Linked DNA regions of Homo sapiens: regions 2 and 3 are each linked to region 1. The links are chromatin contacts, found by Hi-C or POLR2A ChIA-PET in ENCODE. All regions are on one chromosome and are shown on one strand. Each heading gives the region's core, a stretch centred on a gene start or an enhancer-like site at or near the end of the contact. The rest is flanking DNA. Distances are from core to core; before and after follow the strand shown.

What was found. A loop is a pair of places that touch in the nucleus more often than their neighbours do. ChIA-PET counts read pairs that join two places held with the same protein, here RNA polymerase II (POLR2A). Pooled maps may share reads with other maps.
Region 2: a loop to region 1 is called in a map of prostate gland, with 2.9 times the contacts of the local background. The contact joins the enhancer-like site here to the promoter of LINC00707 in region 1. A Hi-C loop is called at or near these places in 2 of 168 maps with a recorded cell type or tissue (IMR-90 and prostate gland) and 2 of 50 pooled maps. POLR2A ChIA-PET finds 5 or more read pairs at or near these places in 1 of 52 experiments (activated CD4-positive, alpha-beta T cell).
Region 3: a map with no recorded cell type shows a loop between it and region 1 (2.2-fold over the local background). The contact joins the enhancer-like site here to the promoter of LINC00707 in region 1. A Hi-C loop is called at or near these places in 1 of 168 maps with a recorded cell type or tissue (prostate gland) and 1 of 37 single-sample maps with no recorded cell type.

The regions. Positions count from the first base shown.
Region 1 is chr10:6,778,123-6,781,174 of GRCh38, reverse strand. It overlaps LINC00707 (long intergenic non-protein coding RNA 707), which reads right to left and starts at 1,577. Exons shown (of 5, transcript NR_038291.1): 1 at 1,288-1,577. It overlaps LINC00706 (long intergenic non-protein coding RNA 706), which reads left to right and starts at 1,995. Exons shown (of 2, transcript NR_108074.1): 1 at 1,995-2,064.
Region 2 is chr10:7,259,235-7,262,286 of GRCh38, reverse strand. All of the region lies in intron 7 of SFMBT2 (Scm like with four mbt domains 2), which reads left to right. Among named protein-coding and RNA genes, the nearest start is that of SNORD129, 74 kb to the right of the region's middle. Within about 2 kb of position 1,631, at least 12 of the 41 ENCODE cell types and tissues checked have a DNase peak (open chromatin) inside an H3K27ac peak, as active enhancers do; they include prostate gland, where a contact is called at or near this core.
Region 3 is chr10:7,242,502-7,245,553 of GRCh38, reverse strand. SFMBT2 (Scm like with four mbt domains 2) reads left to right here. Exons shown (of 21, transcript NM_001387889.1): 9 at 1,849-1,996. Among named protein-coding and RNA genes, the nearest start is that of SNORD129, 57 kb to the right of the region's middle. Within about 2 kb of position 1,538, at least 3 of the 41 ENCODE cell types and tissues checked have a DNase peak (open chromatin) inside an H3K27ac peak, as active enhancers do.

The DNA.
Region 1 (3,052 bases), core at 328-2,827:
AAAAGGGCAATGTCCTTACTTCTAAACAATATGCCATATTTTTTATCATCGTATCTGGGAGGCAGCAGATGGTGGCGGTTTCTTTTGCCCCCACTCACTTCCCTTTCTGAAAGGTGCCTTCGAATCTTCTTCATTGGCTTCAAATCTTCTTCATGGGCTCAAAAGTAAAATATATCCAGGGAAGAGGATCCCTTTTTTTTTTTTTTTTTTTTTTTTTTTCCCCACAAACTGGCTTCTGGATTTGTCATGGCATGTGGCACTAACTGTTACTTAACAGACGACTCAAATCTGCTGCAGCACTGCCAATTTTCCAGTAAATCTTCTTTTAATTTAAAGTTATTGAATCATCAATCGCTTCCCACTGTTCACTTAAAGCATAATCAATTTATTACTTTCTCCAAATAAGATAAGCCTAAACCAACCGGCAATTCCAACTCAGGTTCTTTATTTATTTCTTGTACCAGTTTATAAACTTAAAGATTAGCAGAGATGCCCTGACTTGACCGGATGGTCCCGGTTTCCTGTGATGATCAACAGTCCTTGAAAGAGAAAGGACTTACCACTGTGGATTTAAGGGAAAAAATAGTTCAAAACAATGGATATTGTTTAACTTCTCATACTAAGATGTAATTTACATTGTCAGGAAACCTAGATTCTCTCTCTCTGTTCTTCTTTCAGTTTCCTATGGTCTTCTCTGTGTGCAAATGACTGGCAAGCCTAGGAAAGGTACCAGCCTTGCGTTAACTTAACCCTTGGCTCTGCCTCAGCCTTCTTAATTAGGAATGAGTATACTACAAAGGTGGGTAAGAAATGAAGTGGTGATGGCTGGTGGGGCTACTCAGTGAAGGCACAATCATGTCTTCCCCAGTGCTTTCTTCAAGGTCATAGAAGGACCCAAACACTAAACCAATCTTCTTCTTCAGGTGTTTCTCAGGGCTGGTGGTTCTTGGCAACTATGAGTTGCAGTTGGCCTCAAAGCCCTAAGATGCACCTGTTGCGTGTATGTATTTCAGGTTGAATCTCATACATGACAGATTCTGGAAGGCTTAACAAAGTCAGTGCTGGATAAAGGCAGCATGATGATACTGACTTTTCTGAAATTTTTTGTTGGTTATGGCCAATAATTAATATAAACCGTTCTCTTGCATTTAAGCCTGACTTAACTACTTCTGAGTTTTATTGTGGGATATAAAAATTAAAAATATTGTATTAGCATTCTCTAGAAGGACAGGACTAATAGGATAGATGCATATATGAAAGGGAGTTTATTAAGGAGTATTGACTCACATGATCACAAGGTGAGGTCCCACAACAGGCCATCTGCAAGTTGAGGAGCAAGAAAGCCAGTAAAGTCCCAAAACCTCAAAAGTAGGAAAGCTGATAATGCAGCCCTCAGTCTGTAGCCGAAGGCCTGAGAGCCCCTGGCAAACCACTCGGGGGGTAGGTCCAAGAGTCCAAAAGCTGAAGAACCTGGAGTCTGATGTTTGAGGGCAGGAGGCATCCAACACAGGGGAAAGATGAAGGTCAGAAGACTCAGGCAGTCTAGTCCTTCCACGTTCCTCTGCCTGCTTTATTTTAGCCACACTGGCAGCTGAGCTGGCAGCTGGGTGCCCACCCAGATTGAGGGTGGGTCTGCCTCTCCCAGTCCAGTGACTCAAGTGTTAATCTCCTTTGGCAACACCCTCACAGACACCCCGGGGCAATACATTGCATCCTTCAATCCAATCAAGTTGACACTCAATATTAACCATCACAAATAGTAAGCAAAAATGATAATTTTTACCATTATTATCTCAAAATTATGAAAGCTTTTATCTATAGCACTTCCAGTTTTTTAAAAGTGAGATTCATAAGACTGTGTTTACCCACCACACTGAATGCTACTGTCATGACTTGGCATGAAAAATAGCCACCCACTCAGAGTCCAGGAACACTGTGCCCTCCCCTGTGACGTCAACCTGCCTGGTTTATTCAGTGTGTGGCTGTTGCTCAGCATTCACCCAACAACATTTTTGATGCATGATGCATATGGTGCTAAATGCTGGGAATGCAAACCTGAGTAAGGTATTGTCCTAATTCCTGCCTAACGGTTTTCTGGGTTTCACTGGCTATGATTTCTGATCCCTCCCTCCCTCCCTCCCTCCCTCCTTCCCTCCCTCTCTTCCTTCCTTCCTTCCTCCCTCCCTCTCTCCTTCCTTTCTTCCATTTTTTTCTTCCTTCCTCCCTCTCTTCTTCCTTCCATTTCCTTCTTTCCCTCCCTCCTTCCCTGCCTTCCTTCCTTCCTTCTTCATTCTCTCCCTCCCTCCCACCCTCTTTCTTTCTTCCTTCCTTCCTTCATCACTCCCTCCCTCCTTCCTTCCTTCCTTTCTTCCTTCCTTCCTCCCTCTCTCCTTCCTTCCTTCCATTTCCTTCTTTCCTTCCTTCCCTCCCTCCCTTCCCTCCTTCCTTTCTTCCTTCTCTCTCTCCCTCCCCCCCCCCACCTACCTTCCTTCCTTCCTTCCTTCCTTTCTTCCTTTCTTCCTTCCCTCCCTTGTTTCTTAACCATTGCTTGTTAAGGGATGGCTCTGCACTGAATTCTGGTAATCACCGTGCTTTTCTTTTACTAAAGGTGGAACACAGGGGTGAATCGTTTAGGGCAACTAAGGGTATGTGGGAGAGGTTGATGCTTTCCCTCTCACAGGTGAGTCTCAAGCCTCCAAGGAAATGACAGAAATGCTTACAGATGGTTTTAGGCAGTGGTGCCTTATGGGGGGGTAAGTTTTTGCTTTCTTTTCCTAAGAAAAGAACAATCCAATCTGATTGCTTCCCAGTGTTTTGGAATTGGATTTGTGTTTTGCAGTGATGAACCTGGCCTTAAGGTAGGTGCGGGGTGAGCCCATTAGAGATAAAAGGTAAAACCAGAAATCCAGTGGACAGCCATCTGAAACCCGTTCAGCCTGAAGCACTTTTTTCTAGACTCAAGAGCATCGTTGTATCAATAGAAAAGGGCAAAGATGGTGAAACAAAGTCATGTATATCCATCCATGTGCTTTCTCAAGCTTTTTATGGGTAT
Region 2 (3,052 bases), core at 382-2,881, 480 kb before region 1:
AGCCACGGTAAAATTGTTTGGAGGTGGCTCCCCCATCCCCCCTCCAAAAAACATTAAAAAACCACCAATCCTTTTGCAAGTTAGGCCACCCGTTTAAGCCCCGTAGTGCCTTTCATGAACAGACACTTGCTCCAGGGAGAAACCTGATGTAAAGAGAAGTTTGAGCTTCTCTCTTTTAACTTTAGGACTTCAGAGGTTTGAGAGCTAATGGAAAATGAGGACCCCATGTAATAAGGGGAGCCCAGTGGTGTGGCCATGCCACCGGGCCTTGCCCTTCAGCGCTGTCACCCCTGCCCCCAGGGAGGGCACACTGAGGAGGCTGGCCTACTTTGCTGGGTGTCAATAAAAGGTGTGGGGACTGTTCATTCCTGAGCTTTCTCTCTTCCGTCCTTCCGCCAGCCACCCTACTTTGAATCTGCCTGTCTCAATGACATAAAGTCAAGGATAAGATAAAATCTGCCTCCAGTTTTGTCGCCAGTGCCATTTATAACCAGAAAGGCCAGCACGAACATGTCAGATAAACCTTTACATGAATATATGATGTCCTGCACTTAACAACTTGATGAAAGGAAAGGCTCAGTTTAGGAGAGTGGAAACCTGCTTTAAAGCTCCTTAATATTTAACAAGATCTTGCACTTGTGGTGACCTGCAAAGTCTCTAGATCACAACAGGATTTATTCTTTTCCCTGCCGGCATCTGGATTCTCCTAAAAGTAAATCCATCCAGACATGCCTGCATACGTAACCCCCACCCGGCAAAGGGATCAGAACATTTGGTCATTTCGCCTGTGAGTCTGTACTGATTCATGCACTCCCTGATCCTCAGTCATTGCTGAGCATCCGAAGATTCTGAGAGACTGCAGGTCTATAAACAATGGGACAGGGAGCCAAGGCATGGCCAGAGTGTTACAAACCCTGGCTTTCTGTGTGATAAGCCACTCACCTTGAGGACGTTTTTGGAATATGCATTAACCTTTCAGACCTTTCGGGATAGCATAAAAAGGTACGAAGGAAAAACATAATTGAAGCCATAGATGAATCATAGGAACTCAAAAACCATTCTTCATTGGAAAGTGTTGCAGTGAATTGGTGAGCGTTTCTAGTGATTCGCACCCACGGGCTGCAGACCTTGTGCTGGGTACTGTGCATATACTATCTCACATCCCCACAGTAACCTGACTCGAGAGGCACAGGAGTCTTACTGGTTAAGTTCAGGAATTGCCAGGCTCAGAGAAGTTAATTTCTAGTCATACCTCATACAGAGAGACCATGGGTGAGCCAGGATGCACAGACGTACCTCAAACCCAAGGCCACACTTTTTTTTTTTTAATGTTTCTTTGTTAAACTGGGGTATTTAAAGACTGCGCAAACTCAGTATTATTATAACAAAGAACCAGAAAATGAATTCTGAGAGTATTCAGTGTTGCCTATTCAGTATGGTATTTGAACTGGAGTATGTTGCTCAACTCCTTATTACTCAGTTGCTTTTGACGAGGGCTCTCCTGGGATTTTGGCCAGGATGATTTTTTTATTGTACTAAGTGACAACTGCCCCTGCCCCTTGCCAAATAACTGTCTGCACTGGGGAATGTGGTAGATGCCGCCTGTGTAGAATTAGAACCAGTGGTGTAAGCCGGAAGAGTGGCCCCATTTTTCTTGTCAGTGATTGGCTTAGGGAGAGATTTGTGACCAATTTGGGTCAGTAATAAATGAGGACATCTGCTGGTAGTTTCTGGAATAGGTTTCCTTGCTTTGAAGAAGCAGCATAGGGAAGAGGGGGCCTTGCTCTGCCTGAGAGGCCTGGAGTTTCTGCAGCCATCTTGAGCCCACAAGGGAGGAGCTGGACTGGGGAAAGCTGTCATATTTAGGGTGTGGAAGGAGGAGGATGAAAAGAACCGAGGCCATTTCTGACATTGCTCATGGCTCTGTTCACCAGGCTTTTCTATTCACTTGCCTTTTCTCTGGACCCCTTTGCTGTGTGAGATAATGGATTTCCTTATGGTTTATACCAGGTCGAGTAGGGTTTTCTGTCTGGTCTTTGTGTGAGAAGGCCCTTTAATAGATAAAGGCTTCCTTGGGGACCAGTACCATTTCAGGTGACTGGTCTGCTTGTCTGTAGGTTGGAAATGATTGCTTACTCCTTGCAAACAGAGAACCCATTGCTGCCATAGTGGTAGTAGGCAGTGGGTTAAGGAGTACTTGAGTTATTGTTATTGTCCTGTGCATGCAAAGCACCTCTTGTACCACCATATTGTGGTCACCATTGTTTATGGTTATTGCTGTCATTCATAACAGCATCTTTGAATCTTATACACTAGACATTCAAAGTGGAGGCAGTGGGAGGGTAACAGCAGCACCAGGTCTGCAGTGTAGACTGGCAGCACCGGGTCTGCAGTGTAGACTGGCACAAATGTAAGTGTGAATTTCCAGTTCTTGCTGAGACAGCATCAGAGTGAGTCAAAATTAACAGGGTTGGTTGGCACTGCTGATCACACCAAGGGGCTGAAGGGTGGGTACTAGAGTGAGTTAATGCTGGAGACAGAGGCAGAGAGAATCCACTGATGCTGAGGAAGCTCATCAGAAGTGTAGGGGGAGGAGACCACAAGGTCAGGTGTCTCATCAGCGATACCTGACTTCTCTCTTAACCGAATCTGAATCAGTGGTCCTCAACTCAGGGGCCAGGGGCATGTGCCCTTCAGTGGACATGTGGCAAAGCCAGGAGACATTTCAGTTGTCCCAGGTGGGGGATGCAGTCAGCATCTAGTGGATAGACCCCAGAGATGCAGTTGCAACATCCTACAGTGGCAGAACAGCCCCCCAACAAAGATTCTGGCCCCCAAAGGCCAATAGTGTTGAGGCTGACCATCCCTGTTTCTCACCTGGAAGTGGTTGATGGAGGGAGCCGAGGGCAGCTGGGGTGTGAGGAAGGCTCTGGAGACTGAAGCTGTTATTAGATCCAGTCCAGGCTGCTTGGCAGTGGGCACTTTCCAGTGGGGAGGCTTCCCACTTGTGGCAGAGCACGTAGAGGGGTTTGCAAGCTCTCTGTGTTTACTG
Region 3 (3,052 bases), core at 289-2,788, 460 kb before region 1:
GGACTGGATAGAGCACAAAACAGTGCTTCAGACCATTTAGGAACATGAGCCCTGATGGATTTGATGAAACTTACTAAGCTTTTCCTTTGGAGTGTTCCCACGTGAACATGCATTTTAACGGTTGTGGAAATTCCTTCTTTACAGGGTACCGCAGCTCCACCAAAATCACATGCTCTTTATATACGTATGTGTGTGTATGTGTATATATGCAAGATAGACTAAATAACAGTAATTTAACAGATATTTATTGAGCATTCATAGGCTCAATTCTGGACAATGTTCCCATTGTGGAGCTTTTATTTTAATGGAGGGAGACAGACTATAAACAGAATCAATAAGTAAATAAATCTAGTATGTTACATATTAAATGCTAAGGAGAAAAATACACCAAGGCAGGGATGTTGGGGTCCTGGGACTGTGCCCCCCGGTAGCAGTGAGGACCCCAGGAGGCCTTGGTGTTAGTTTCCCTGTTGGTAGGCACTTGGCTTTGCACCCTGAGCCAGATCGCCGTGCATCAGTTTTCAGGACTGTCCAGTGGAGTCCAGGTGCCCAGCAGAGTGAAAATGATAGAAGTCAAAGGATTTTCATAATCCTTTCAGGTGGTGGGAGGATGAGATTCTCAACAGGGCTCTCGGACATGACCTCACTGGGAAGGCCCCATCTGATCCTTTGTTGCTTGAAGTTGACTTTCACAGGCAAACCTTCAGTAAACTATTTACCAAAATTAGCACAGGCAAGAACAGAAGTGAATTTCCTTTCCTGCTTCACTTTGAACTAAATTGCTTCCAGAAAAAAAATGAAGGGGCCAGGAATCATAGCTTTGTAAAACTCTCAAGGTTTCCTAAGAAAGACTGGGTTATGTCTGTTGAATTGGGAAAGGGATCTTTTTTTCTGGCCTGTTTTAGATACTAAGTTACTTAAATCCATCTTGCTTTTCAGTGATGGTCCATCTGATTTTTACCCTCTGCTTTGTTTATCGGCATGTCTTGTTCTTATTTCTTCATTGATGTTTCTTCTTATATTCAGTGGACATTTATCCCGTTCCTATGTACAAAGCACTTTCTATGCATTTGGAAATACTTGTGTTAACAAAAAGACATCACTCTCCTCTAATAACTTATGCTCTATGGCATTGGAAGACTGATGTGTAATCGGTCTAGGAAGGAATGAGAGTTTTCAATACAGAAGTTGAAGTCTGAAATTTTAGGAGCGCAGAGTGAGGGCGGTTTATTCCAGCCAGATCAGAAGCATTGAAATATGAGATGTACCTTGAAAACGCACTGTGTTTTGATAGCTTAAACATGGCATTGGGGGTTGTTGTAGTCCATGAGGCTTAGTGTGAACGATTTCCTCTCGGGCTGGAGGGTGGGGTGTTCTGAGGGAAAAGGTGCAGGAGGAGGCTAGAAAGCTCCAAGCCAGATCTTGGAGATTCTTGAGTGATCTGGTGTAAAGAGTTTGGTGCTGGCTGTGGACACTGAGAAACGGTTTCACTTTTCAGTTCCTGTCTTGGCTGTCATCTAAGCTGGGGTTTGTCTGTCTGACTTCCTCCATTCATTTTTCTTCAAGCTATAGCCATTGGTTGACTTCTCTAAGTCTTTGATTTTGTTCATTCTCACTCTTCCAGATAACCTAGTTATTTATCTTTTCATTAATAGGACCACAGCAGTCAATTCTAACTTTTTATCAGCTGAATTAATTTAGTAATGGACATTGAAAATGCCAGTTTGTATTCAAATCATTTTGATGAACTATATTAATTGCCTTTGGAAGCTCTGCCACTATTTTATACTAGCATTATATGTAACTCTAAAGAATTAACCTTTGGCTCCCCCATTTTTTTTCTTTTAGGTTTTTAACAATCACTTTTTTCAAGTGACTATTGATGACCTAAGACCTGAACCAAGTAAACTGTCAATGCTGTGCCATGCAGATTCTTTGGGGATTTTGCCAGTACAGTGGTGCCTTAAAAATGGAGTCAGCCTCACTCCTCCCAAAGGTTTGTATTCTGTGAAGGTATGCAGGGTCTGGAGATTCAGGAGGGTGTCTTACTGTCATTGAAGTAACACCTGCATTAATCTGGGGAGGCTGGTTGTGTAAAGGGTTTAGATGTAGTAGAAATAGGGCGTTCTTCATCAGCTTGACATAGGTGTCAGTTACAGCTCCATCCCCTGGCGAGGCGAGTGGCCTTGGGCTTCTCACTTCTGTCCACAGGAGTTTCCCCATCCGTTACCGCATTATTGGCAGATGTGCTGCTATTGTGTAGACTTAGAGGGTGCAGCATTGCTAAGTGATTGAGCTCAAAGACTTGAAAGTGTCTGAGAAGTGGCTTTACAAATGTAACACAATGTTGGTGAAGCATTTCTTTAGAGTGTTTATTTCCAGCGAGCTAAGCTTTCTCCAGAGTCAATTTGCTTTCAGATATCCGACAATTAGATGCTATAATACTTTAAAATAATTACACTGGGAGCCAGGATGCATTAAAATAATTTTAAATTGGGATTCAAGAACCACATTGTTAGTGAATGCCAGTCTTAGAGTTTACCAGTGTGGTTTGTTGTCCTCTATAGGTCAGGTTTATTCAGGAAGAAAGCAGTAAGATGAGAGGTGAGACTAAGAGAAGAATAATAAAGGTATAGTAAGAAGAAGAAAATTGGAAAAAGATGAGAAAAGTAAACTTATTGGGGAGGATTTTAACAGACAAACTTAAATAATAAGGGGTTTTGTACTAACCTTTCCAGATCTCTAGGGATTGGATTGCTTGGGACATTAACCCTATTGGGAGAATCATGCAGTTCCCACAGGTTGAGTCCCATCTTGCCTGGTGGCCTCGCCAGTCTGTTTACATCATTTAATGGTGCCTGCCTGCTTACCTTTACTATGACTGTACTCTGCTGGGCTTTTATCTTCATTTTTCCCCATATTTGTCCTTACGGAGGAGATGCTTTTGAATATTTCCATTTCAGCTTTCAACTCTTTGGGTTAAAGTTGTGCAGTCATGGAGTTCCGCCTAATGGTATATGGTAAACTTACACAGAACACAGTTTACCAGTCA